Linked DNA regions of Homo sapiens: region 1 is linked to region 2. A link is a contact called in ENCODE Hi-C data. All regions are on one chromosome and are shown on one strand. The core of a region is the stretch at or near the end of the contact, and the rest is flanking DNA. Distances in the headings are between cores, read along the strand shown.

Region 1 (3,759 bases), core at 1,030-3,529, 880 kb before region 2:
TCTACCTGTTGTAATATCTGTCAGGCACTCAGGATACCTTCTTTCCTTTCCTCAGAAAGATTATACACTGTTTAAAATAAAGGGCTTTTTTTTCACTCTATGCTATAAGAATGTTCTGAACCTTATGGAAGCATCCTTTCTCTCATGGTTTAATTTTGATCATCCTCCTTCTCCCAGTCGTTTTTCTCTATACAAGCTATAACATACCAACAATCTCCTTAACTTGTGGTATGACCGTAGACCAATCAGTGCAGATCTGGAAAGTCCTCTTATCTCCCATTTTATAAGGCTAAATGTCTTTTGAATAGGTTGATGATTATTTATGTAGGCATAAGTCATGACTGGAAGAATGCATTTGAATGGCTGATGCCATATGCAGAAGGTGGACTGGTCATATATGCATTTTCTAATGAGTATTCTCCCCACAGCTAAATGTCAAACTGTAATTAAGTGCACAGAATTCACACAGAATGGCATAACTATTCTATAGTCTGGCAATTTTTAATGTAAGATGAATAAAACTTTATGTGTTGCTCTGATGAAGAGGAAGACTCTGATAACCATTAGGGTAGATTTGGACATAGTCTATCCCAGAAGTTGTCACAGGCAGCAGTTTTGCTATAAATCCAGAATTTTATGTTGTGGAGGGCCCATGATTTATACTGGTCAACTGTGACTCATTTATGGTAGATAGATGCAGGATAAAACAATACTATTTAGTGGATCATCATAGTTACTATTAAAAATAAAGACATGCATGTACGATTTTTTCAATTTTAGAGTATTTTCAAGGTGACTTTAAATTGCCTGATGCTGCATCCTAGAAACTAAATCGATGGCTTAGAATTCAAAAAATGAAGTGGGTTCTAGAAAGAGAGCATACAGTTTCTTAGGAAGGAAGTTTTGCTTTTTCGATAGAGCTTTGCAACTGAAAATTTGTATTTGGATTCCAGTGACCCTGAACAATGAGGGTGGAAGTGGGTCTTTATTTTTTTCACGCTGCTTTTCAGATTTCTCCTTAAATTCTCTGTGATAACTGACTGTCATTTTTGATGTTAAAAACATTCTTAAAGATGAAAGCCAGAAAAGACCTTGACTAGGGTAATGAAATCTGTAATACACCCTGGAACAGACTATATAAAGATTTGAAGACAGACGAAGTACAGAAAGGCATGTTAAGAAGAATTCCCAGCTCATGGCAGCTTAGTGGAGAAAAGCTAAGATCACCATATGGTTATTTTTTCTGCCAAAGCACAGTGGCTTTTGCTTCTTGCACATACGAGTTATTGGAAATCATAGCATTTCAGCATACACTAGTGAAAGTTCTATCTCACCATGCTAAGAAGTTATAACTTAGAAGAGGAAGTTGAAGAGAAAATTCTTCAGAGGATTTACACCTACTTGTGAAAATCTCAAATCTAAAAGAGAGGCTACTGAGTCAGATTTCAGAGCAAAATACTCACATCAAATATAGCTCTGATTTGTAGTGTATGAAGAAAGAACTGGTTTTCCTCTGAGAGATATTTCTTATCCCTGACTGAAACAGCAGAGAAACTGAAAAGAATGGCCTTTGGTCCTTCAAATGTTCAAAGAATGAAAGTGAAAGCCTAGTCTTAAACAAAATATTAAAAAAAATTTTTTTAACCAATACTTCTTGTGGCATGTAACAGAGTCTCCTCCTATCTCCTTCTCAAAATTAGATCATTCGTCCATATCCTCTAAGAGCCTAAGATTCACTTTGGGATGACTCTGGTGAACAAAAAGCAAGCACTACCTCAAGCCTGCAATTCTGAGCTTTTATGTCTCATTGCCTGTCACAGGGAAGCTTCCTGGACATTTTAGATTTTTTTATAAACTGCAATTCAATAAAAATGAAGATTTTCCTTTTAGGTCACCATTTCTTCTGGCAGACTGAGCCTAAAGTGCACTTTATTTCCCTTTAATTTAACAGCTCCAGCAGCTTTTCCAGTTAAATCGACTGTTCATTATTGAGCCCCATTTAGGAAGGGGCTGTGCAGTGCAGTTTAATGAATCCTTGGCACAAAGCTCCCTTTCAGGACTGGGAAAGAATAGGGGCTGTTCAGGCCCTGTAGGGCTGTATGTCAAAGCCAGCCCATAATGCCTGTCAGCCAAGGGCAGAAATTCCCACTGATATAAGAATGTGCAAGAAATCAACTTTCACCACCGACGAGCAGATTAAGACACGATCAGGAAATGAGACTGTAGGTTTAGAACAGTGACACCTGTTTGAAGAGAGCGATTTTCCCATCCCTTGATCACTGAGTGGCTGGAGTGGGGGCTGGGCGAAGCTGCAGCACAGCCAAGCCCTCAAAGCCCTCCAGGTCCTCTGAGAGGGGAAGGAAAGACAGTGGGTGGGGGCATCTTTGAGCTAAACTCCATGCTAAGTGCCTTAACAAACTTTTTCTACTTTAATTCTTATAACAAGCTATGAGGATTATTTGCATATGACAGGGGAGGAAACTGAAGCTCAGGTGCTTTCATTTCTGGTTCAAGGTTACACTGCTAATTGGCCACTAAATGGCAACGATGGGATGCAGCATAGACCTGTTTGGCTCTAGGATGTCTGTCTTTTCCAGAGCTCTGAACTGAGGTTCATCAAATAAATGTGATCCTTTAGAAATAGCTGTACTTTAAAATTCTTAATTGTGCGGGGTATGCACTGAATGTGTATGTGTTGGGCACATGTGATATGTTGGGAATATCAGCACATGAGACATAGCATGATGGTATGAGGAGTGGTAGTTAAGGTACTGCCTTTACTGCTAGACCGGCCCAGGTTTGAATCTCAGCTCTGATAATGCTTATGTCTCTCAGACCTTGGGAAACTTTGGGAAAGTCCCTCTCACTAAGCCTTGGTTGTGTTATTCTTTCTCCCAACCCTGCCCCAGCCACACAGAGATCAAGGATGGTGGCTACGGTTACTCTGGTATTGCTAAGTACTCTTTGAAAGTTAAAATGGTCCAAAAGGTTTCTACAGAAGGGAGTCCTAGATGTCTTTGTGTTACATTAGTACCATGAGATTCTGAGTCCTCAAGGTGGGTGTGTGTATTGGTTTTCTTCCAGTATCATGGGGCAGATCAAGACTGTGGAAGTACGTTTTCAAAAAGGTGAAATCATGACTCTTAAGCAAATATAATATGGACCACATGTAAAAAATTGTTTAACTCATTAATTAGTAAGAGAACCACTGAAATGTTAGGACTGGTTCAAAGAACATTTAAGAAGTCAGATATATATACATATATATATATATATACATATATATATATATATACACACACACATATATATATGAAATGTTAGGAAAGTTCATTAGTTACAAAGAACTGAGATATATATCATCGTGGTCATCTGTTCCATTGACAGAAATTATTTGCATATCTACCAGAAAAAACTCTACCAAGTAAAAAATAATTGTACTAAATCTAATAGCAAGTAGTGAGAAGAATGAAATACATTCCTCTAGACAATCTTTGGCTGTTCTTTTTTCCTGTATAACATTGAAAGAATGTGGAACTAAACTTTCTGCCTCCATTCCAAGTTTTGGATAATTTTTCTGGTAACCCCCATATTTTATATGTAAATTTGGACCATCTAAAGAAAAGAAGTAATTTGTGTACATCATAGGGTTAGTTGCAAAGGCAGAAGTAAAACTCAGGTCTGCTGTCTCCTCTACATGGCTGTGAGACCACGTAGCAACCCTGTTTCTTTAAGCTAACGTTTCCACTAGAGACCAAA
Region 2 (3,707 bases), core at 957-3,456:
CATATTTGGGATTCAAATTTTCCCCACCAATAAGGAAAATAATAAAAGTGAAAATATCTATAGAGCGTCCTCTAAATAATGTCACAAGGCCATCAGCTTTCAGTGAAAGTTGTTATACTGCCAGTTATTTGAAAAGTCTCTGCTTGACTGACTTCCTTCACAGAATATAAGTATATATTTCTTGTTTGTAGAAGCTGGTTGGCATTCCATCATTCCCTGGCATATCTCATTGTCGCTATAATAATGTAATAATTTAACAGCACAATATATTAGAGAGATACAGTGGCTACTCACTGCTTAAAGTTTTACAAAGGGTACTTTTCTTCTGCTTTGAAGAAGGTTTGTAACAGTATTAAGAAAAATTATCCAAGGTTCGGTAGAAAAATGAGAATGCATTTTAAAACAAGATTTCAGAGGCTCTTGTCATTTTCTTCTTAACGTTACTTGTAAGAGGCACATGGCATATAGTGGAAGAAGCATTGGTTTTAGTGTAAGAAGATATGGAATTGAAATAAATCTGCGTGATCTGGGGCATAACTGTTGGCTAATTGCAGCCTTTTTCTAACCCACATTTCCTACAGATAAGAATAAATATACATTGGTAAACAAGAAAGATATGGCTTCTCTCATAAGGGAGATTATATTCCTAGCAGGCAAGAGAGAAAGAGAAACAGTGGTTTACAATATTATATTCCTTAGGAACAGGAGGAAAGAATGAAATAGGGACATTTAGCAGGGTGACATAATCAGTCAGTGAGGACAGCCATTCCTGAAGAAGTAACGCATAAGCTGAATCTTAAAACACAAACAGATGCTAAGCAAATAAGGACAAGAATAGGGAAAATCAGAATAAAATAAATCCCTGCACCCTTTAAAAAAACCACCTATTTATCTATAGCCATGGTATCAAGTAGGCATCAGAAATATGATGTAAACTCTTTAAATCAATCATTGAGGACAACTCAGTTCAGTGAGTACATTCTCACAAGCTAACAAATCAATGTCAGTTCCTCACAATTAAAAGTCAGATATCAGTCATAAACGCATTTCAATTAAAACTCTTTTGGCTGCCAACTAATCAAAACTAGCTCCACCCAACTATTAAATATTTAAAGATAATATCAACCAATGTTGGCCCCTGAAAATCCACAAATCCCTGAATTTTACATATTCCTACAACCCTACATAACATCAGCACTCTGCTCTCCTCAGAAATTCTGTGCCTAAGCAGCATATCAATCCCTTACTAGAAGAAGCAAACATTCAGGTTTTTAATTTCCTCAGATGCTGAATATTAGCCTCATGATCCTTTGTCAGGGGTAAATGTAGTATACTTGAGGAATTGAATAAAAGTCTAGCTAAGTTAGATGGAGGTAAATGTAGGGAAAATTGGCTGAAAGGTCAGAAAGCAACAAGATTGTGGAAGATTTCAGAAGCCACTCAAAAGGTTTTGGACTTCATCTTAGAGCAATGGGAAGTCACTGAAAAATTTCAAACTGTGAATGGCATGATCATGGTTCCTTCTTATAATAACTCTGGTTGTATTGTGGAAAATGGTATAAAGAGAGTAAATGTAGAAAGACCAAATAAGAGGATGTGGTAGTAGTTGGGATGAGAGCCAATTATAGCTTGTACTGGTATCTAGAAAAGGAATGGAAAGAAGAGGAGGAATTAAAGAAGCACGTAGAAGAATAGAGTAACTTAATACTTACTGGATGTTTTAGAGTGATGACAAAAATAGCAGGTCAGCCTGCTGGCCTGTGCACCTGGGTGATTGATGTCACCATTCTCTGAGGTTGGAAATACTTGCAGAAAGAGTACTTTTGTGAGAAAAATGATAATATAAGTTTGGTACAAATCAAGTTTAAAAAATATGAGGAAAAACTAAGTGGAGCCATTTGGTAAGAAGTTGGAGCTTAAAAGAGAAGGCTGGATTGGAGATGAAAATTTATGTATAATTGAAATTTTTAAATGTTCTCATTTTCAGCTCCAAAATTCTGTAATAGTTTATTTTCTTCTGGATAAATGGTATCTGGTGATATGCCTTAATAATTCCTAACATGTTCTTCCATCAAGTATGTAGCCATTCTCTTTCTCTTTCTCTTTTGTCTTTTTAAATTACATCAGTTTCCTGTGGAGGCTGTAGCCGAAATCCGAGTAGACACTATATCTGATTGAGCCTGTGGCTGAGCCTCAAAAGACTGACAGATGTGATGGAGTGCTGGTTCTCTCAGTGCTCTGGTGGTTGGAGGTTTCAAGTCATTCAAATTAGGTTCCCAGAGTCTTGTTGATTGATCACATAGTAGTGAACATATGTAGTTTTCTACATGCTCCAATATGGTCAGACATTTGGGAAGGACTGCAAAGGCTATTTAATTGAAAGTTCTTCATTCTTTAATATGCTTTCCTTGTCTGGGTCCTAAATTGGAAAGGGCCCGAATTCCTGGATTAAGTAGAAAAGGAAAACACTTTGTTTAGTGGAGACAAACCAGAGAAAGAGAAAGGAATTCTGATAAGAGAGCGAAAGACAGAAAGGTCACAGAAACTGTATAATCTTGATTTGGTGCTTCTCTATGAACCTGTTAAACTTGCATAAGATGTAAGAAAGCATATGCTGCATGGTGTGAAAGCATTATGTTAACATTGGACAATAGGCTTAATTTTGAGCAGGCCTATTGCTAAGGAACATGATTAACACTTGGCAAAGAGAGTTCTGAAGAAGAGCTATGAGGAATTTAAATATGAGAGATTTGAAGAAATCACAGAGCTTTAGACTTTCGCAGATTATGGAATCAGAAATTCAATATTAGTTGACGTAGACCTAAGTTGTGCTTCTCTTCCTGTCTTGTTTTCTTTTGTTTGTTTGCTTGTTTAACTTGGCGTTTAGAGCTGAGCCCAAGGAAAAAGGCTTAACTTTATTATAGCAGTTAATCTATTCCCCAAATGATTTAGTCTTTTTTTTGTGCAATAACAGGATATTGATACCAATATTGTTTCCAGTCACAAGGAGCTCTCTAAGTGTAAAAGGCTTGTCTTTTTAAATTGCAAGATGTTCTTATGAAAGCAAAACCTTTGGGAGGGATTTAGAAGTCTCCCTGTCCAGCTCATCTCATGCTCATTTGGTATAATAGCTCAAAATTCTCATCAGAGCTCTTTTCTAGGATATCTTATCTCTTGGGTGTATCGCCTAAGGGTGTGAAAAGCCTGAAGTCTTATTATCTTAGAAAAACCCCCAAATAGAGCCCTCAAAAAACTTTCCCAGTAGAGTAAAAGTCTTTCCTCTGAACTGTAAATAATAAGGAAACAGGTAAACCTACTTTTCTTTGAAAACTACAAAATAAGTAAAAGAGGTTTACCTTACTGAAACATGGAGAATTCTGAATTCCAAAAGGAGAATTATAGATCACAAAATGTATTAAATAAGAACTTTTTAAAATTAACAATTTATATTTAATGTTAAATACTATTTTAATAAGATATTATCCTATGACCATTTTGAGGATTTTAGTGACAGATTAAGGTTTTAAAACAAAATCAATGTGTTGACATGTATAAATACTTCTTTTTAAATATGCACTTCTAAGTGAGACTTCTGCTTTCTATAAGGGAATACAAATAATATAAACTGTCTCATTTATATGACCTAAGAAAATGTTTCTTCTCTCTTTTCTTTTTTTCTGTAAGTTATTACCTATTTCAAAATTATG

What was found. A loop is a pair of places that touch in the nucleus more often than their neighbours do. Pooled maps may share reads with other maps.
Region 1: a map of naive thymus-derived CD4-positive, alpha-beta T cell shows a loop between it and region 2 (3-fold over the local background). The contact joins two enhancer-like sites. A Hi-C loop is called at or near these places in 1 of 168 maps with a recorded cell type or tissue (naive thymus-derived CD4-positive, alpha-beta T cell), 1 of 37 single-sample maps with no recorded cell type and 4 of 50 pooled maps.

The regions. Positions count from the first base shown.
Region 1 is chr11:82,755,716-82,759,474 of GRCh38, reverse strand. No RefSeq gene overlaps it. Among named protein-coding and RNA genes, the nearest start is that of FAM181B, 24 kb to the right of the region's middle. Within about 2 kb of position 2,279, at least 2 of the 41 ENCODE cell types and tissues checked have a DNase peak (open chromatin) inside an H3K27ac peak, as active enhancers do.
Region 2 is chr11:81,873,315-81,877,021 of GRCh38, reverse strand. No RefSeq gene overlaps it. Among named protein-coding and RNA genes, the nearest start is that of MIR4300, 16 kb to the left of the region's middle. Within about 2 kb of position 2,206, at least 2 of the 41 ENCODE cell types and tissues checked have a DNase peak (open chromatin) inside an H3K27ac peak, as active enhancers do.